2 separate regions of the Homo sapiens genome follow, and region 1 is linked to region 2. A link is an interaction called in ENCODE POLR2A ChIA-PET data of the cell type or tissue named here. Cell type or tissue: GM12878. All regions are shown on one strand. Each heading gives the region's core, and the rest is flanking DNA. Links, peaks and the distances in the headings are about the cores only.

Evidence for each region. ChIA-PET counts read pairs that join two places held together with the same protein. Peaks named below come from ENCODE experiments on the same cell type or tissue, not always from the same donor. Only the 100,000 strongest peaks of a DNase experiment are listed, where the experiment ranks them.
Region 1: POLR2A ChIA-PET joins it to region 2 with 15 read pairs; 2 of 35 experiments call an interaction of 5 or more read pairs at or near these places.

What each region holds. Positions count from the first base shown.
Region 1 is chr6:15,871,665-15,882,412 of GRCh38, forward strand. No RefSeq gene overlaps it. Among named protein-coding and RNA genes, the nearest start is that of LINC02543, 120 kb to the right of the region's middle. RefSeq lists an enhancer at 8,594-8,643. In GM12878, for the core only: no CTCF peak of the experiment used is centred there; DNase peaks (open chromatin) are centred at 4,947 and 8,537; H3K27ac peaks cover 1,088 bases.
Region 2 is chr6:15,771,976-15,782,723 of GRCh38, forward strand. No RefSeq gene overlaps it. Among named protein-coding and RNA genes, the nearest start is that of DTNBP1, 110 kb to the left of the region's middle. In GM12878, for the core only: no CTCF peak of the experiment used is centred there; a DNase peak (open chromatin) is centred at 4,766.

The sequences.
Region 1 (10,748 bases), core at 1,799-9,798, 100 kb after region 2:
ATATTCAAATTCTACCCAACATCAAGGCCTTTGCCCAAGGAAATAGAACAGCATAAACCATCATTCATGCAACAAAACTGCTGTCTACACCACCAATGAGTGTCTACAACAAGTCCAATACTGCTCCTATATTTGCAGTGACAAGAAGATGGAGTTGACTCCTCATCCACAGTACATGTTTTTGTTAGGTAAAGAATGAGCTGCCTACAATTGTTGATGAGTGAAAATATTGTGTCTCAATAACACATTAAGTTAATGTCCAATTCCAGACCCAGATCACAATAAGATAATAGATACCATTTATTGAGAGTTTAGTATAGTGTGCCAGGCACTATTCTAAGGGCTTTATAAATCTCAACTCAATAATTCTCTTTACCATTCCATGTGTTAGATATGGTCATTATCCCTATCTTACAAGTAATGATACAGAGGAACAGAGAGATTAAGTAACTTGCCCAAGGTCACACAGTTAGCAGAGCCAGGATTGAGACTTAGGTAGGTCTGGAGCTTTAATTTCTATGCCACGCTACTGTTCTCTTTGCCACATCGCTTGACTTTAGGTCTCGTGTTCCTAACCTCTACTTTCTCCTGATGGGGACCACCTTCCATACTACGGGAATGCGACCTCCCTCTGCTAAACACAAACACTGGCACTAAGATTCGGAAACTCACAGTCAACTGTTTCCTTTCTCAACCCACACTCGGCCTCCTCAAGGCTCGCGTTCTTTAACTACTTTCTGTTATTTATGAACACATCTGTCTCCCCATTACACAACAAGTGACTTTGAGGACAGCAAATGTGACTTACTCATCTCCCCCACTCCCTCCCTCCACATTCCAGAACACGGTACAGTGCTCTGCATATAATAGGAATTTAGTAAGCATTTGTTTAATAAATATGTTTAGGGAATTTTTCCTGTTCTTTTCTTTTAAAGCCAAAACTACTCACAAGGGTTAAAAATGTTAAACCTCATCTGTCACCTCTGAGATGGACTGTAGGGAAAACGAATAAACAGTCCACTCCAGCTGCAGGAACCTAGGCCCCAAGGAGCATCCAGAAAGCCCTCAAACCTGAAGACTAAGCAGTCTGTAACACATGAGGCCATTTATTAAGTCAGCAGTGGCCAGTGAATGAAAGGTTGTATTTTCAGAGAAGAATGAACTATAACTTCAGAAGACAGCTTCCTTTGTGGAGGTCTTAACACAGTAAGCAATATTTTGTGGCTCTTTTGGTAACAGTTCTTATCTGAGAATGTCTGTGGTAGATTAAAGATGGCCACAGATGCTTTGCTACTGTTTCCTTTGAGCAGTAGAATCTAACTCCCCTCTTCTTGATTCTGGGCTGGGCTTAGCGACTTGCTGGACCAATCAAATGCAGAGCAAGTGACACTTCATGGCTTCCACGTCGAAGTCAGAAGAAGCCATTGGCTTCCACCTTGGCCTCTGGGCACACTCACTCTTGAAACCCAGCCATTGTGCTGTGAGGAAGCCCAGGGAGCCATGGAGAGGCCAACACGGAGAGGAATCATGGCCTCTGGGAGACAGCCACAGCTGGGGTCCCAGCCGATAGCCAGCAGGGATTTGCCAGCCATGAGAGTAAATGGTCTTGGAGTGGATCCTCCAGCCCAGCCCAGCTCCGCCAGCTGATGCACCTGGAGCAGAGATGGGCCATCCCACCAAGGCCTTCCCCAGTTCCCGACTCAAAAAAAAAAAAAAAAAAAAAAAAGAAACTGAACAAAATGAAGTCATTTTAAGTCACAAGCTTAAAACAGCAATAATGCTGAAACCAGCACAATGAGAAACAGCCCATCAAAAAGCCCATCAAAAAGCTCTTCACTTTATAGGTGATTTTCCCCAAACATACCCATTGGATTACATATTTGACCTGCCTTTACCTCTTGAGTCGTGGTGTTTTAGAAAGAAACTGTTCACTTCATAGGTCAAAACTATGTCAAAGAGAGACATGGAAAAAAAGAAACCCTGTGGCTCTGCTATTCTAAACTGAAATTGTAAGGGAATTAACATGTGGCAGTCTGCTCTGAAAAAATTCAACACATAATCCCATGATTGATTTAAATCCAGATTTATGATATGAAGAAAATCTAAGCCTTTAACTAGATCAAACAGTTACTAGATCAATTATTTCAAAGAAATGTTAGACCGCTGGTATAAGGCCACCCTGATGATAAAATAGGCAAAATAAAAATAGCTTCCCACCTCTAACCCTCAAAGCCTACCATTAATGGTTGATTCACTTGTCTTTATAAGATCCTCTTTTAAAATGCAAATATTCTGAAGGTTCGTGCATTAACAGTTAATGCAGCCTTCAGTTATTCACAAGCTAGACTGAGTTACAGAATTCCAGTTCACTGTGTAGAGGTGGGGGAAATGGAGTGGTTCTTGGTGAGCAGCTGGTAGCCAGCAAGGGAACATGTCACCTGGGAGGGAGGGGAGAAAGCTTGGGAGGCAGCAAGGTGTGCAAACAGTTAGGTGGGAAGCATCTAAAATTTTCTTCTACTTTGCTGGCTTCCTTTAGGCTGACCAAGCTACTGGGACTTACGAGAGCTTTTGAAAAATACAAGGCTAGAAAGGGTTAAACAAGACAGCCAGCAGTACTGAGTCGTTCCTTCCAATTAATAACTCTGTAGGGTCTTATAGTATTTTGCCTCTTCCCAATTTCACCTCCTTGCTGACCCCTACAACTGGTAGGATCCCCCGCCAGTGCTCTTTGAAATTGAGTTTGCTTGACCTCTTGAGTGACTGTGATTCTCAGCTGAATGGGATATTCCTGTCTTTGTTCTCCCCATGTGGCCTCAAATGCTCCTGGCCTTATAGCTTGTCAGCTCATTATCAGGGTGTTCATAGAACAGTTAGAAACCCTAAAGCAAGATAGTTAAACAGGTATTTTCCTCAGGGCCCACAGAAGCTCTCTGCTACACACTGACTAGGGAAGTCCCCATCACTGGCCATGTCCTTTGAGGACACAGAGGAAAAGTACCCAGTTGCTTTCACATAGTAGTTCACCGAGATTAATATTTACCTGGTTCAAATCCTTTCCTCATTACACTAAAGAGCTTCTGCACAATCAACAGAGTAAACAGTTAACCTACAGAATGGGAGAAAATATTTGCAAACTATGCATCCGACGAGAGCTAATATCCAAAATCTTTAAGAAACTTAGACAAATCAACAAGAAAATAGCAAAGAATCCTATGAAAAAGTGGGCAAAGGATATAAACAGAAACTTCTCAAAAGAAGACACACACATGGCCAACAAACATATGAAAAAATGCTCCACATCACTAGTCATCAGAGCAACGCACATTAAAACCACAAAGAGATACCATCTCATACCAGTCAGAATGGTTATTATTAAAAAGTCAACAAATAATATGTGTTAGAGAGGATGCAGAGAAAAGAGAATGCTTATATACTGTTGGTAGGAATGTAAATTAGTTCAGCCTCTACGGAAAACAGTATGGAGATTTCTCAAAGAACTAAACATAGGACTGCCATTCGACCCAGCAATCCTACTACTGTGTATCTACACAAAGGAAAAAAAAATCATTTTATCAAAAAGACACCTGCATTCAGTGTTTATAACAACACTATTCACAATAGCAAAGTCACGGAATCAACCTAAGTGTCCATCAATGATTGATTGGATAAAGAAAATACGGTGGCCCAGTGTGGTGGCTCACGCCTATAATTCCAGCATTTTAGGAGGCCGAGGAGGGTGGATCACCTGAGGTCAGGAGTTCGAGACCAGCCTGGCCAACATGGTGAAACCCCATCTCTACTAAAAATACGAAAATTAGCTGGGCATGGTGACGGGCACCTGTTATCCCAGCTACTTGGGAGGCTAAGGCAAGAGGATCACTTGAACCTGGGAGGTAGAGGTTACAGTGAGCCAAGATTGCACCATTGCACTCCAGCCTGGGCAACAAGAGCGAAACTCAGTCTCAAAAAATATGTATGTATATATGGTACATATACACAATGGAATACTATGTAGTCATAAAAAGAATGAAATAATGTCCTTTTTAGCAACATGGATGGAACTGGAGGACATTATCCTAAGTGAAATAACTCAGAAACAGAAAATCCAATACTGCATGTTTTCTCTTATAAGTGGAAGCTAAATAATAAGTACCCATGGACACAAAGATGGAAGCAATAGACACTGGGGACTCCAAAGCAGGGAAGAAAGATGGGGGGCAAGGGTCAAAAAATTACTTATCAGGCACTATGTTCACTATTTGGGTGATGAGTTCACTAGAAGCCCAAACCTCACCATTACACAATAGACCTGTGTAATAGACCTGCACATGAAACCCTGAACCTAAAATTAAAAAAAATACTTTCCTCATTGATTGTTTCATTTCTTCATATGGCTAATTAGTCACAGAGAAAAGATTATTCTCCTCTGCTGTGCCCAACCCCATACACTTCATGCAGGTCTTTCTTCAAACGGGGGACCATTATACTGGTGTCCATCTCTTTGAAGAAAAGGAGAGGGAAAATCTGGAGTTTGAGGCTCTGTTTCTTATCATAGTCTTTTTCATCTTTTAATTTTTGTTCAACCTTATCTACTATGGCAGAAACTACCAATACCTGAGTTTTCCTTTTGGAGGCACACAATTAGACATATTTCCCATCCTGTGGCATCTATGTGAGACTACAGAACTGATTCCTATCAACGTGACACATCTCAGGGAGGCAAGGTGTGTTACTTGGAGGGCTAGGTGTGTCTGCTATGCTCTCTCAGTCTTTCTTTATACATCTCATAAATGTAGAGAACTCTGACATACAGTCACAAGTTGACAGATGCCTGGATCCCTGAATGATTGCATGAGCAGAGCTCTACATCGACCACACTGAAATGTGACTTGACCGGGAACTTTTTTATGTTACGTTACATTGTTTGTTTTAGCAATCAAGTCTACCCTGACTCATAATTGCCAGCTTTTTCTCTTCTCCTTTCTTATTCTCTCTGGCCAAATGTTTGCTTGGTACTCTGTTCCTGAGTCATTTCTTGAATCTTCAACTGACTAACTCACCAGAGGCTACTTGTCAATGGCCCTAGCTCTTCAAAGACAGGGCAGGTATACTGTTCACCTTTGCACCTCTATTGTCATTCATGCAGTAGGTTCAATAAATAAATGTGTAAGGTGCTATTCATAAGATGTTGCTAAAATGGGTCCTTCTTCTCGAGGTTCTTACCTCAAATTGAGGAGACAAGATATATACATATGTAAGGTAGTATATGAAAAGTGCCAGTGGTTCATATACACCGTGAAATATTGTGCAGCCATAAAAAAGGATGAGTTCATGTCCTTTGCAGGGACATGGATGCAGCTGGAAACCATCATTCTGAGCAAACTATCACAAGGACAGAAAACCAAACACCTCATGATCTCACTCATAGGTAGGAATTGAACAATGAGAACACTTGGACACAGGGCGGTGAACATCACACACCAGGGCCTGTCGTGGGGTGGGGGTCTAGGGGAGGGATAGCATTAGGAGAAATACCTAATGTAAATGATGAGTTAATGGGTGCAGCAAACCAACGTGGCACATGTATACCTATGTAACTAACCTGCACGTTGTGCACATGTACCCTAGAACTTAAAGTATAATTAAAAAAAAAAAAAGAAAGAAAAGAAAAGAGAAAAGTGCCAATGGTTTGTTCAGAAAATAACTGCAGCTGGGGATCAGAAGAGGAAGCTAATATACAGCCTACTGTAGTTAAGGAAGTGTTCACATCAGGGAGGAGAAGTGAGCTAAGCTTTGAAGGGCAAGTAGGATTCTAAGAGGTGGAGGAGATGGGAGAAATCACAGGAAAAGAGAAAGAGGAGGCATCTCTAGAGTTGCCCAGTGACATAAGCACAATTAAAACTTGGTTGTGCACATCATTCTTCCACAAGTGAGGTCCTAACCCAGTTGACTAATCAATAAAATTATACTTATCTGCTCCTGGCATATTATACTTTCATGTACATCTTTGGAACAGTTCTCCTGATCTCTCCCTATATGAGATATATAAATAAGTGCTCATTATTGATAGTAATTCCTATACTCTATCTGACATAGAGTCAGATTATTATTACCAATAAATCAGAGAGTTTCATCTGGCATTCTCCTCCATTCTGTCTGTCTATCAGTAATTTAAGCTTGCAGTCTCATTGAATATATATTCCTCTGTAATTTCTTCCCATGGCTTAAAACTAATTTTAACAGCCCTTTGCATGTGTAGATACATTTATTTTAAAGGGCTCTCATCCATCTCTCATCATAGGATATGGAGAAGACTGAGGCTATCTCCTGGAGCAGAGACTTTAAGTGCAGATGATATTAGCTGTCTATAACCAAGACAGGGCTGTTGGCTTATTATGGCAGACAGGGTTGGTAGTTCATTGGTAGTTTTCAGATGAAGAATTCACTATAAGTGCTAATAAAGCCAGGCCAAGCTGATCGTTGTCCAGGAAGGAGAATAGACAAGGAGAGAGCTCTCAAGAGGGTCAGTCATCAGGAAAGGAGTGGAGAGAAAGTGTTCTGGGGGTTCCAATATGGACTTAAGAGAAGTCATCTCTGAGAGCCTTGTTTCATGTTTATTTTCAACTAGATCCATCCTTTTCCCATTCCTAGCATTCACGCTCCCATCCCAAATCACTGAAGGGTTTCAGGTCTTGTTATAGGAACTATTTTTTAAAAAGTGTTTTTTTGTTTTGTTTTGTTTTTTGAGAGCGGGTCTCACTCCGTCACCCAGGTTGGAGTGCAGTGGCACAATCTCGGCTCACTGCAACTTCCACCTCCCAGGCTCAAGTGATCCTCCCACCTCAGCCCCCACAGTAGCTGAAACTACAGACATGCGCCACACACCTGGCTAATTTTTGTATTTTTTGTAGAGATGGGGATTCGCTACATTGCCCAGGCAGGTCTCAAACTCCTGAGCTCAAGCATTCCACCTGCCTCGGCCTCCCAAAGTGCTGGGATTACAGGCATGAGCCACCATGCACGGTCTAGGGAACTATATTTGATACAGTTGTGATTGTAGGGAAAAATGAGAGAAATGGAATATTTACCCATAAAGTGTAGTTATAAAATTCCTTTAAATTTTCTATTTTCTTCTCCAATATACTTGGAAGCTCAATATATTAATATTCTAGATGTGCTGAATACCCCCCTCTTCTGTCTCTGAGAACACTTACAGTCCTCGCCATTCATCTGGCCCTCCACAGAGTCTGCCTTAATACTGAGGCTGGCTTTTCCACAAGTGCTTTCTCCTTCCTTAGTAGTTACTCACAGACCACAGTTCTTGGTGGTCACCTGTAGACCTGGTTCTGAAGAAGCAGCATAATTGTTACCTGTTTTTCTTCCCAATAGACTCTGAGCCTCCTTGACGGGAAAGATTTTCCTTCTGGACCTCCATCTCCCTGGTGAAAGAAAGGTGGCACATGGCAAATCTTCAACAAACGTTGGCTGTTTGAATGGATTGGTGAAGGATGAATGGATAAATGAAGTGCAGATCCCTTGCAATTGGAGTCTGTGTTAGGGTCTGTGTTATACCTCCTGTATCCTTGGTACCTGGCACTGTTCCTTGAACAGAGTTTTTAAACCCGTGGATGCTCTTTCAGCATGGAAGTCACTGGAATCAGTATTTAGGGGAAGAGTTATGAGTTGTTCTTTATTTCTCTATTAGTTATAACCAGCTTACTTCCACAAAGAGCTTAAAGAAAAAGAACATTAAGACTAGGACTTTTTCTCAAACATCTTACAGATTACAGGATTGTTCTTTTGAACTCTGAAAAATAAGCTGGTTTTGCTGTCAACTTTATGATTGGGTCAGAAGTCATCAGTGCTTTAACAACAGAATCTTGGGTGTGGTGTTTCCATGATTTCACCCAGGCATGTTCCCAGCATGAACATAAGGGAGGGAACACATGATTAAATAACGGTTTTTAACATCTTGTCACAACTACATGTTTAGCCGGACTCTCAATAAAAAATGAATGTGTCCTCAGAGTCACTTGTCTGTTTTAGACACATTTCTAGCAGCACTTTGAACTTTCTTTAAAACATCACACGCCCCTTGAAAGCAGAGTCTGTGCTCTCAGGCTATGTGTGCAGTGAGTGTCTATAAATCCGCAATCACTTTCAAATCTATGGGATTATAAGGCCAGGTCATCCCATGCCCTCAAAGCTGAATTCCAACTTAAATCAAAACCGTTTTCTGACTTAAATCACAAGTGCCCTGACTGGTATGCTCACAACTTTCTTTCCTAATGACTAAAATGGTCTGTGTGTGTGTGTGTGTGTGTGTGTTTTTCTCAGTTTGGCTCTCCCCCTTTCCCCCCTCGTCCCATCTTTCTCCTTATCTCAACAAAACCATCAATTTGCCAAGTAACCACTGTGGAAATTTCATTAGAGCTGCTGTATTTTACTGTAAATATCACCCACCCAGGGCATCCGGTTGAGCGGCACCAGATGTGCTTTCCTGGCCGATCGCCAGCCTCTGCTGAGCCATCGCCCTAGAAGGACATTTTCACCTCTGTGAGTTCGTCACATCAAGAGTAGCTCTTTCCAGAGACTTCTGTTAATAACAGAGAAAGTCTGTCTTGCTTTGTGCTTTAAATTGTGTGCCCCATGTGCTGGAGCTGCATCTGCACAACAGTCTAAAGGCGAACAATTGGGCTCTGTGGTGTTTTGTGGTGTATAAAGTGAGATTCTCATTCTGTCCTAATGAGATGAGTCCAGGCGACTCTGCACACCACTGTAGGGTGGATTGAAGAGATTTGGCAGCCTCTCCATTCCCTCTTCTGGTTTTGGTTTTCCCACCTCTTTACCCACCCAGGTTTCTCCCAACCTGCTCTTGGTACAAGCTGAAGCTCCAACCCTCAGTATCTTAGCATGTGACCTTATTTAGAGATAGGGTCTTTACAGGGGTAATCAAGTTAATATGAGGACATGTGGGTGAGCCCTAATCCCATATGACTGGTGTTCTTTTCTTTTTTTTAACTTTTATGTTCAGGGGTACACATACAGGTTTGTTTTATGGGTAAACTCATGTCGTGGGGGTTTGGTATATATTATTGCATCACCCAGGTACTAAGCATAGTACCTGTTTTTTTTTTTCTGAACCTCTCCCTCCTGCTACCCTCCTCCCTCAAGGGGGCCTCAGTGTCTGTTGTTCCCCTCTTTGTATCTCTGTGTCCTCATTATTTAGCTCACACTTATAAGTGAGAACATGAAGTATTTGGTTTTCTGTTCCTGCGTTAGTTCCCTTAGGATAAGGCCTCCAGCTCTATCCATGTTCCTGCAAAGGACATAATATTATTCTCTTCTTATGGCTGCATAGTATTCCATGGTGTATATGTGCCACATTTTATTTATTCAGTCCACCGTTGATGGGCATTTAGGTTGATTCCGTATCTTTGCTATTGTGAATAGTGCTGCAATGAACACATGCGTGCATGTGTCTTTATGGTAGAATGATTTATATTCCCTCGGGTATAGATCCAATAATGGGATGGCTGGGTCAAATGGTAGTTCTGTTTTTAGTTCTTTGAGGAACCACCACACTGCTTTCCACAATGGTTGAACTAATTTAGACTGGTTTAAGAAGAGGAGCAGAGACGCAGAGGCAGATGTGCAGAGGAAAGAGGATGTGATGACACACAGGAAGAAGACGGCCATGTGGCTGGGGTGATGCCTCTACAAGCCCAGGAACACCAGGGATAGCCAGCAAACATGAGGAACTGGAAGAGGCATGGAAGGCTCCATTCCTAGAGCCATCAGAGAGAGGATGGCTCTGCTGACACCTTGATTTCAGACTCCCAGCCTCCAGGACTGTGAGAGAATACATTTCTGATGTTTTAAGTTGCCCAGTTAGTTCTTGGTGTCTTGCAGCAGCAGCCCCCAAAAAGGAGTACCCCTCTCTTTCTCCCACTCTGCTCACAGCAGCTGTCTTCCAACTCAGGGTCGTTCCACAGTCATGCTCCGCTCTAGCTGCATTCCAAGTGGCAAGTTTTTCTCTCTTTGCCCTCCAGCCCTCACAACGTATCAGTCTTTGTCCACTTCTCCAATGCCTCAGTGTCTTTAGAGTTATTAATAGTGAAGGGACTACCTAAGAACAGTGGCATCTTAGGGCACGGCTGCTGGGCTGACAGGTCAATGGTCTGGGTCCAGGTTGTACATAACATCTACCAGAGGTTTCCCAGGAAAAATGGCTTCCACTGTTTCTCAAACTGGAATCTGAGGTCTCTCTAAGAGTTGTTTTTCTTGAGACAGGGTCTTGCTCTGTTGCCCACACTGGAGTGCAGTGGCACAATCACAGCTCACTGCAGCCTCGACATCCCGGGCTCAAGCAATCCTCCTACCTCAGCCTCCTGAGTAGCTGGGACGACAGGTGCATGCTACCACGCCCAGCTAAGTTTCTAATTTTTGGCAGAAATGGGGTTTCACTATATGGCCCAGGCTAGTCTTGAATTCCTGGACTCAAGTGATCCTCCCACCTCAGCCTCCCAAAATGCTGGGATAACAGGCATGAGCCATTGTGCTCAGCCACTCTGAGAGTTTTTTATCTTGTGTTTTCATTTACAAGACCTTCTAAAAAGTTATTAGTCTTCCAATTATAAAATCAAAACTTCTGTTTTGCAGTGATTATTACAAGCAAATATAATTTTTAAATCCATTTTCCTCGAACACTTTTTTCCCCCCTTAAAAGGGGGCTATTTATTTCTCAA
Region 2 (10,748 bases), core at 1,160-9,159:
TTTCTTCTGGAGGTGAGTGGTGACTTTTAGTCAAGGGAGGTACACAACCAGTTTTCTGTTTGACATGGTAACTCTGGCAGTAACTAGGAGTTCTGGTTGATGGTAGTCCCATCCGGTCATCAGGAAGACCATCTGGAAGCTAATGAGACAATTCAGGTAAAAAAGTGAGGACCTGAACTGAGGTAATGACAGTGGAGGAGAAAGAGGAGAAAGACTGGGAGAGATTTAGAAAGTCGTCATGGCTGGACCTGATGAACGACTGCATATCATTGATGAGGAAGATGGAGGCAATGCAAGGAGGATGACTCTAAGTTTCTATTTGGGGCAACAGGAGCACGATGGTGGTATACATTGAAACAGACATCTCAGGAAGAAGAATACGCTCTGGGGGAAAGCTTGATCTCCGTTCGGGAAACATTGAGTTTGAGATGCTTCTAGGACACTGCAGTACAGATGCTGTCAGTAGTTGGAAATAGCATCCTAGAATTCAGGGGAGAGCCAGAATTGGAGATGTAGATTTGTGAGTATTTGCTGTATATGTGGTTTATGTTATGGGAAAACACGAGATCACCAGGGAAGAGCACCGTGATGGTGATAGGACAAGAGGTCCTAGGATAAAACTGGTGAAGATCAGTGTGAGAGATGGAGGCCTATTGAGTTGAAGAAAAGTAATGAACAAAGGCAGGTTGTAGTCTTTCAGCCTAGGCTTCATGAGGTTGAGCCCTTTGCTTTGCAGGTTTAGAAGCTTGTCTTTATTAGTTCACCTAAGGGATGAACTGACCAAGGTCTTGACATCTGATTCATCTAACCAAACTCATAAGAATCTGCTACCTAAAGTAGAATGAGGTTCTATTAATTCACAGGTGGAAATACTAAAATGCAGAAAACTAATCAGGTACTGATGAAAGGATATAAACTCCAAACTCATATTGCTTTGTGTGTTATCTGCTTAAAGGTGGAGACATTTCTATTAAAAAACTAGTATTGGCTGTCTTCAGTATTGGGTGGCCTATGGAATAATACAGGTGTACCTCATTTTATTGTTCTTCACTTTATTGTGCTCTGCAAATACTGCGTTTTTTAACAAGTTGAATTTCGTGGCCACCCTGAGTCAAGCAAGTCCATCAGCACCATTTTTTCCAACAACACTTGCTCATTTCATGTGTCAGTTTCAGCAATTTTTAGCAGTACAGCATTTCTAAGTTGAGGTATGTACATTGTTTTTAAAGCCATAATGCTATTGCACACATAGTAGACTACAGTATAGTATAAACATAACTTTTATATGCACTAGAAAATTAAAAAATTTATGTACTTGTTTTACCGCAATATTTGCTTTATTGTAACGGTCTAAAATCAAACCCACAATATCTCCAAGGTATGCCTGTTGTGTGACTGAAAACCCCCAAACTAAGTGTGCCGTAGTTAAATAAGTTTGATAAAACTTAAATCCTTCTCTTAGATGTTCACAAAGTACATATGAATTAAAGACTTTAAGAACTTCTCGAGTAAAGCAACCTGTTATGCTTAACCCAGCATTTGCAAATCCCTTGATCATAGAAGTTTCTCACCTATGATACCAGCCCTCATTTCTGGCCTGGCATAATCTGTCTAATCAATAGCTCCTCTTGGATGTATAACAGACATTTCAGCCTTCACGTGTTCAGAACCAGATTCTTGAAATCTGCCTTTCCCAGCTAGTTCTCATCTCCCCCAAGTTAGTAAATGTTAACTTCACTTTCCAATTGCTTGATCCCCAAATCTTGGAGGCTCTCTTTTTCTAACACTCTGTATGTAAAAATCAGCAAATCCTATTGGCTCTGTGAAAACATATCCCAAATCTGACTACTACTCAGCAGTTTCATTCTGACCATCCTAGTCCAAACTGCTGCCAGCTTCCTCCCGGACTATTACATTAGCTATCTAAGTGGTCTCCCTGCTTCCAAACTTGTTCCCCATAGTGTACTCTTCATACAGCAGCTTTTAAAACTCAAGTCAGATTGTGTCACTCCTCTGCTCAAAATCCTCCAATAGCTTCCCATTTCAGTCACAGCAAAAGCCACAATTCTTAGAGTGGCCTATGACGCCCTACCTGATCTGACCTTCCATTACTTCTCTGATTTGACCTCCCACCACTTTGCCCTTGGCTTACTCTGCTGCAGGCACACCGGCTTCCTTGCTCATCCTCCTGCCTCAGGACCTTTGCACTTGCTGGTTTTTTTCTGTGAGGAATGCTCTTCTCCAGACATCAGCATGGCTCACTTCCTCATTTCATTAGGGTCTCTGCTCAAATGACCACTCATTTTCTAACCATCTTATTTAAAATATATCTGCTTTGTGTTTCTTCATAGCATTTTTCAGCATGTCACTGTGTGTATATATGTGTATGTGTGCATATTTTGTTACTATCTGCACCCCCTGCCTCCCCCACAACTAGGATGTAAGCTCCCTGAGAAGGACTTTTACTTTTTCATTGCTGTATCCAGTATTTCAAAGAGTGTCTGACATGGCATAAATATTTTGTTAAAGATCTGAATAAACGAATACCCCCATTACTAGATCTGCAGAACACACCATGAGAAACCGGTTTAGACTTTTGGTGCCTGCTCTGGGCCGTGATATAGATTCATTTTTCCTTTTTCTTTTATTTTCTTTATTTTTGAGACAGAATCTCACTCTGTTGCCCAGGCTGGAGTGCAGCGGCATGATCTCAGCTCACTGGAACCTCCATCTCCAGGGTTCAAGCGATTCTCCCTGCCTCAGCCTCCTGAGTAGCTGGGATTACAGGCGCCGCCCCCACGCCCGGATAATTTTTAAATTTTTAGTAGAGATGGGGGTTTTGGAATGTTGGTCAGGTTGGTCTCACACTCCTAACCTCAGGTGATTTACCCCCCTCAGCCTCCCAAAGTGCTTGGGATTACAGGCGTGAGCCACTGTGCCCAGCCCCTTTTTCTTTTCTATATTCCTTATCAATCATCATGTTGTTATATAAGTACCTGCAGTTGCAATTTTTCCAGACTGTATTTTATGCTGGTTTCATTTGAGATTGTTTGCAATATCATTAGAAAACAATCTCCAAGTCACAGGGATGGATAGACTACATCTGAGAGGTTCCTGGGATGGGCTAATCTCATCTATTTATATTGTTTTAAAAAATAACTCATGATTTTGAAGTTCAGTTTGTTTTCAAAGGGTAAGGTTAGAAACTTGGAAAAGGCCTTAATAAAATGCAGGCTCTGAACCTAGACTTGTAGACATGGGTGTCTTTGGTTTAAAGCATGCTGTACTGTAAGAGGTCAAAATTTGGGGGTTTAAAATAGAAGGATGGAAAGCACCAGAGTCAGCTGATATAGAAGTCAATGAACACTTATGTTTGGTTTCAGGTGAATATCTATATTCATCTCAAGCAGAGCGCACAGTTTTGCCTTATACTTGTTTAACTGTTTATTGTCAGTTTCCCCAGCTAGAGTGACAGTCCCATGAGAGGAGGGGCTTGTCTTGTCTACTGCATTTCCAGTGCCTAAATGGTACCTGACATGTAGTAGGTGCTGGTTAAATACTGGTCCCTTGGTCATGCTTTGCGCATGTCCATTCTAGTCTTTTCCTGCTGCCTACTAAAGACTTATTCTTTGCTTCATGACTTACTTATTTGGTGCTTTTTACTTAATGATGCTCAACATGTACTTTCATACATACTAACTCAGGAGACTGTTAATATTTGTTGAGTACCTACTATGTGTTTGGAACAAAGGTACAGGAGTATGTGAAGTTAGTATTCTAACCCATAATAAGCTACTTAGTCTCCATGGATAGCTTGTATTTTGAAGCAGGAAATGCCTATATAAAACTTTCTCCTGAAAAAAATAGAGTCAAAAATATCTAAAAGTGCTATCTGATGTTTCCTTGCCATTTATGGAAGAGAACAATGGAATGTATCAAATAAGGGAAAGAAACGAAGACAGAGAGAGTATTGACTTAAGTAAAAGGTCACATGCTTACTAAAGGAATTGCAACACAAGCCAAGCAATTCATAGCATCTCATCAAAGATGCGGGATTCCATCACTGGAACCTGGGAGGTGGAGTTTGCAGTGAGCCGAGATCGTGCCACCGCACTCCAGCCTGGGCTACAAAGTGAGACTTGGTCTCAAGAGAAAAAAAAAAAAAGATGCTGGATTCCACTTACCTTTCCCCAGTGAAGATTCAAAAGCCTATTAGCCTGTTTGAACTAAGATGTCAGACGGTGGCCTCAAACTCCAATCAATAATAGCACAAGGACTGAAGGCACCCACTGTTTCTCAAGAGTTCCAAACCACTCTTAATACAGTTTTACATTCCATCTAATATTTTGTTCTTGATGTTTTCTGATCTTCCAATTGTACTACACCCCTAGGGAAAAACCAAAATTTTTTTTATGAGAAAGCTAATTTTCAATTAGTAGAGTTAAGAAGAAAATCTTATAAACTTTCCTTCCTAAGCATATAGCTATACCCTTGAGAGAACCTTAGCTCATTGTGTGCTCATGAAAAGAACACAATATCCTGTATGAGTCAAACCTGAAGATGCCAAATGGTGATATATAAGCTTTTAAAGAAGGTTAGAGAACTGAGCCAACACTTTAGTTTTGTTCTTTAAGGGTAGAATGCTGGGGGTTATGGGCACTGCATATTATGCAGGAGGGGTGATGGATGATGTCCTCATTATCCTTGTTTTCTAGATTTGGCTGGTTGCAAGGTGGGGCTGGAAAGTCCCTTGTTGGTAATAACGTCAAGTGTATTGATACTTGTGACTCAGAGGCACCATTAAAATTGATATGTAAGTGTGAAGTGTGATATGTAAGTGTGAAGGTAATATGGTTTCTCTTCTTATTTCTCCATAATACTCATGGGACACTTTCGATGATTTAAAGCAGAATGATTTATTATGACTTTAATGTTCTAAGGAACTCTTCTATCTACCCTTGACCTCATCTCAACTGCCATTGTTTTAGTAAGGGTTCTGGTTAGAAATCTTTTCTACCAAGGGTAGGAACTTTTTTGTTATTGGGGTTGGCCCTCTGAAGTTTCACTGAAAAATCAGCTCACAGAAGGCAGGTTAATTGGAGAAAAGGTGTACAAGTTTCATGTGTATACACAGAAGACTTCAGAATGAAGACCTGAAGATACAGGGGAATTGTCCATTTTTATGCTTAGGTTCAACAAAGGATGGACAGCCATGTAGAAATGTGATTGGAACCAGCCTGGGCAACATAGTGAGACCCTGTTTCTACCAAAAAAAAAATGTAGCTAGACACAGGGGTGCATGCCTGTAGTCCCAGCTATCAGGAGGCTGAGGCAGGTTGTTTTTGGCTGCTGCCAGTTTCTGGTGATCGTCAGCATTCCTTGACCTGGGCAGCAACACTCCAGTCTTTTCTCTGTGGCCACATTACCTTCTCCTGTAATGTCTGTGTAATTTCCCTTTGCCTCGCTCTTATAAAGGCACCTGTTAGTGCACTTAGGGCTCACCTGGATCGTCCAGGGTGAACTCCTCATCTTAAGATCCCTAACTTCATTGCATCTGAAAAGAATCTTTTCCCACATAAGATCGCATTCATAGATTCTAGGCATTAAGGCATGGGCGTGTCTTTGGGAGCTGCACCATTCAACCCAGTCTATATGCCATATTTATTATTCTGTATGTGTAGCTTAAGTCAGTCTCGCTAGCAGCTACAAAGGTTTTTAAATTAGCATTCTGACCTGAACCTTCATAAATCATTATTCCTTGAGGACAGCAGCCAAGGACAAGACTAGATTAAGATTTTGAACAGGAGAATGGTTGATAGAGGGAGTTAGACACTCATAACCAATTGCCAGAGACGAGGCAGGAAATTCACATGCGTTAAATATCTTTTCCATTCACTTGCAAATGTGGCCTTGTGGCCAGGTGCTGTGGTTCAGACCTGTATTCCCAGCACTTTGGGAGGCTGAGGCAGGAAGATCACTTGAGGCCAGGAGCTCAAGGCTGCAGTGAGCTGTGATCTTGGTATGCAGGGAGTGCCACTGCACTCCAGTCTGGGCATCAGAGAGAGACCCTGTTTTCAAAAAAAAAGATGGCCTTGTTTGATTCTTATTACAAATCTGTGATGGACCTCGTCTAATCCATACTCCTGTAAATGTGGAAACAGGCTCAAGAAGCTAGGTAACAATGTTCTTAAGTCCCACCAACCAAGGGCAGAGCCAAGATTTTGATCCAAATCTGTTATTGTCTCCAAAGCATACATCCTCTGTCACAAGTGAGGATTTCTGGGTGCATCTGGGACCTCCAAGCCAGCTGTTACTGCCATATGCCTATGTCCTCCCTCTGCTGGGGTTCCCAATAGGGAGAAGAGGACAGAGCTCTTAAGGCTTTGACAAAAGTTGAGTCCTTGGTCTAAGTCAATAGTTTCTGGATTCTATACACTATATTAGGAAAGGAGAGGAAAGAAATAATTATGAACAGTGTTCTTGTCTGTCACGATCATATATGATTACCATCATTGCATCTCCATAACTAGAAAACTGAACAGGTAGGACAGGTTTGAAAAATCCAAATGTGATTTTCAGGGTGGGGGATTGAACAAGGATATATGAAGGTATCAGTGTGACAATTTAGTAATCAGTTTCTTCCTCAATAAATTTAAAGAAAAACCCAGAGGCAGTAAGTTTTTTTGTGAAAACTAATTATGACACTTTGAATTTCAAAATGAGTAAACATACTTTGGAGGAAAGAAAGCAAATACATGGAAGATAAAACAGTTTGGTTTCAAGATTAACACTTAAATATAAATTTTGAATGTCTCTTTGCTAGGTAAGGAAATTTTTTATTCTAACTGTGAAGAACTGGAGAGAGAATTTCTTCTCTGGTCATATGCATGAAATTCAGATCCTTTCTTGCTTCACTTTAAAAATAATTGAATAACATCAGCGTCCAAGAATTTGAAGACAGCATAATTAATAGATGGATGATAATTCAACCTGCCTGAGAGAAACTGCGTTTAAGAAGAAAGCCCCGGCCGGGCATGGTAGCTCACGCCTGTAATCCCAGCACTTTGGGAGGCCGAGGCGGGCGGATCACGAGGTCAGGAGATGGAGACCATCCTGGCTGACGTGGTGAAACCCCGTCTCTACTAAAAACATAAAAAATTAGCTGGGCGTGGTGGTGGGCGCCTGTAGTCCCAGCTACTCGGGAGGCTGAGGCAGGAGACTGGTGGGAACCCGGGAGGCAGAGCTTGCAGTGAGCCTAGATCGTGCCACTGCACTCCAGCCTGGGCAACAGAGCAAGATTCTGTCTCAAAAAATAAATAAAATAAATAAATAAATAAATAAATAAATAAAAAGAAGAAAGCCCCTGATGGCTCAGCCCTTGGTAAGAGTGTATTCCTGCTAAAGATGGAGGTTAAATGCTTAGAATTGCTGAACAGTTACCTCCTTTGCAACGGTTATTAAGCAGAGTAGCTGATTTTTAATTAGATTTAAATGTGTGACTCACTAATGGTTAATGACAAACAATTTAATTATCGGGCCTTTCATTTTTTCTGGAAAGCCTCAGACTGCTCCTGGAATCCTTAATGTGGGCATGTGAAGAATATGGGCATTAATGGGTCTCAGAAGTTTTTCTGTTTTATCTTGTGGACAAAGGCACAAATGGTTAACTCGATTTTATTGAATGTCTCTTCATAGTCAAGATAAGGTTAATGCCCCTGGGGGCTTGGAGATCCACACCAGGACACAGCCCCATTGGTTGGCTTCATTGCCTGCTCTCTTACCCTCCTGGATCCAGCTCCTGAAAGTGTTTTACTTTTTACCAGGATGCTTCTAGAGGATGTCAACTGATTAGCCAATCAAGGTAGGTTCTGATAAGATGTAGACCCCTCCAGGCATATTTAAATCCTATTAATGGATTCTTCCAGAGAGAAAGCCTTTTGAGATGTAGAGAGATGACGCTGTGATAGTGGGATGACAGATCTGGGGTTAATAATTCCTGGCAGGAGAGCCTGCCTGGAGTGTCTCATGTCTCTCCAATGATGGCAGATGCCTCCTTGCTAACTAGGAGCTGACTGAACTGGCCGTTCTGAAAGCAGTAGCTGTGGCTATAGCTGAAATGACAGTCACACATGGTCAGCGTAAAAAGGACTCTGATCATTTAAGTCATCTTCACACATGATCACAAGTGTCTGCAAATTCCAAAAGCAAAGTGTACTTGGTATCATAGACTCTTAAGGCTGTCTCTGGCCATCACTCATAGTATGGGGCATGCTCAGTCTTCTGGAATTTACAGCTATCAGCCAGGATGATGGTGTCTTTCCAAGTTGAAAAATGTCTTTCAGATGTTAACTAAAATTTTAAACAAACTGTTTAGGCAAAGATGTCACAGAGAGGCTATTTACATTTAAGATAGCAGGTACATTTAGTAATATAATCTGTGACATTTACAGAAAACTTATTGGACATTAACTTTTGTCTTCCAATAACCCTATGAGGGAGGTAGTATTATCCAAATTTACAGATGATAAAACAGAGAGGTTAAGTAACTTGCAGAAGGTGACCCAGCTGGTAAGTAGCAGAGCTGGTTTCGAAGCCCACACTCTTACCTATAATGCTAAAATTTGCATATGTAATCTATGTGATTCTTACTTTCAGTTGCATAATTGATTTTGCCACATGGATGAAGACAACTTGAACAAGGGCAACATGGACAGCAGAGAGGCACTAGAGCATGATAGTCTAAAGCATGGATTCCTGTGTCACCTAGTATGAGTAGATCCCCGAGGTCTAGCACATACAGCTGTGAAAGCTTGGGCAAATTGTCTTAGGACTTCAGTTTTCTCATCTGCAAAATGGGGACAATAAGTGTATATAACTCATAGGATTGTAATGGTTATAGGCGACAACTGTGACAATACCTAACATTAATTGAATGCTTCTTTTTGTGCCAATGATGAGAAAGATGGACGTGATTAGCTTTGCCCCTGGCACATAAGCATTTTCATTAGCTATTCGTATTATTATTTAATACTACCTGTCAAACCCATTTCGACAAACTTCAAGAGATCATCAACTTCTTTTGCCATATCAGAATTCTGACCTACCGAAAATCGCTCTTTATAAGTGGGTCAGGGATGGAGCTTGGAAATCTTTTTTGTTATGTACAATTTCACCTATAATTTATTTTCCATTTTAATCTAATGCATAATTGAACACACTTTTAGAATATCACATTATATATTGCTTCTATTACTCTCAGAAATACTTTGTCTTTGTCATAGGGTATTACTAAATCTAGCTGAATTTCCAACTTCCCAAGAACCTGATAAACAGGCTCATTTTTCTTCACAGATTAGTAAGGAGAAGGAAATTAACTCTGAATCCTGATTCTTGTCTATAGTTTAAGGGAAAAAAATACAGTTAAAGTGACTTGAAATCATAGTCATAATCAAAATGATGGGGTTATTCTGCAGCTGTCAGGGGTACCCATGAGCTGCAAAGTAGCACCTGCAATAACAGCCTTGATTTTCTAATCCATTTCACAATCCACTCTTGGCATGAAGCACGTTCTACCTTTCGAACTGTCAGATTCTTGGGCTGAGCAAATTGGGTACAGCTTTTCGATTACACATTCAGTTCTTTCCCAGCTTTAAAACTGATTTCACATTACCAGTATGATTTATCAAGGAGAGAGCCATCTTAAGGCACAAGCCTAAGTTATAGAGGTGGCCCTGGGGTGTAAGCAAAAGCACTGCAGAATTTCAGATATAATAAAACAGGGTGAGCCTGCTATTACCTGTGTCCTAGATACAAAAGATACTCTTCTGATAGCCTGGAACAGCTGGCACCAACACCTCACTTTATTAGGGGGCTGCTGTTTCCATATTTCCAGGCCAGGAAGCCCTATTTCTTAGTAGCTAGAATTGTATTCATTAAAAAAAACAAACAAACCAGGTTTGTATCACTCTTACCAAGCAATCAAGCATAGTCTGTTGATTAGGGCCAGCCTGAAGCCAACTAGTCGGGTAAAGTTAGCTGTCTTCTTTCCAATTAGTGCTTCTTGCCCCTCCTCCATAGGCCTGCCCAAGGCATCCAATACCTATGCTTCCCACTTCCTTCTAGCAAAACCAGCTCTCACACCCTTTAATCAAGCCTCAGTACAGTTGACCCTTGAACAATGCAGGAATTAGAGGCTCTGACCTCGTGCACAGTAAAAAACCTGCATAACTTTTGACTCCCCCAAAATTAACTAATAGCCTACTATTGACCAGAAGCCTTACCCAAAACATAAACCAATAACATATGTGACTAACCATATTTTATATAGGTATTATACACTATATTCTTTTTTTGTGTGTGTGTGTGTTTTATTTATTATTATTATACTTTAAGTTTTAGGGTACATGTGCACAATGTGCAGGTTAGTTACATATGTATACATGTGCCATGCTGGTGCGCTGCACCCACTAACTTGACATCAGTATATTCTATGATAAAGTAAACTAGAGAAAAGAAAATGTTATTAAGAAAATCATAAAGGGCCAGGTGTGGTGGCTCACGCCTGTAATCCCAACACTTTGGAAGGCTGAGGCAGTGAATTGCTTGAGCCCAGGAGTTTGAGACCAGCCTGGGCAACATAGCAAATACAAAAAATATGAAAATTAGCTGGGCATGGTGGCACATGCCTGTAGTTACAGTTACTTGGGAGGCTGAGGTGGGAGGTTCACTTGGGATGGGAGGTTGAGGCT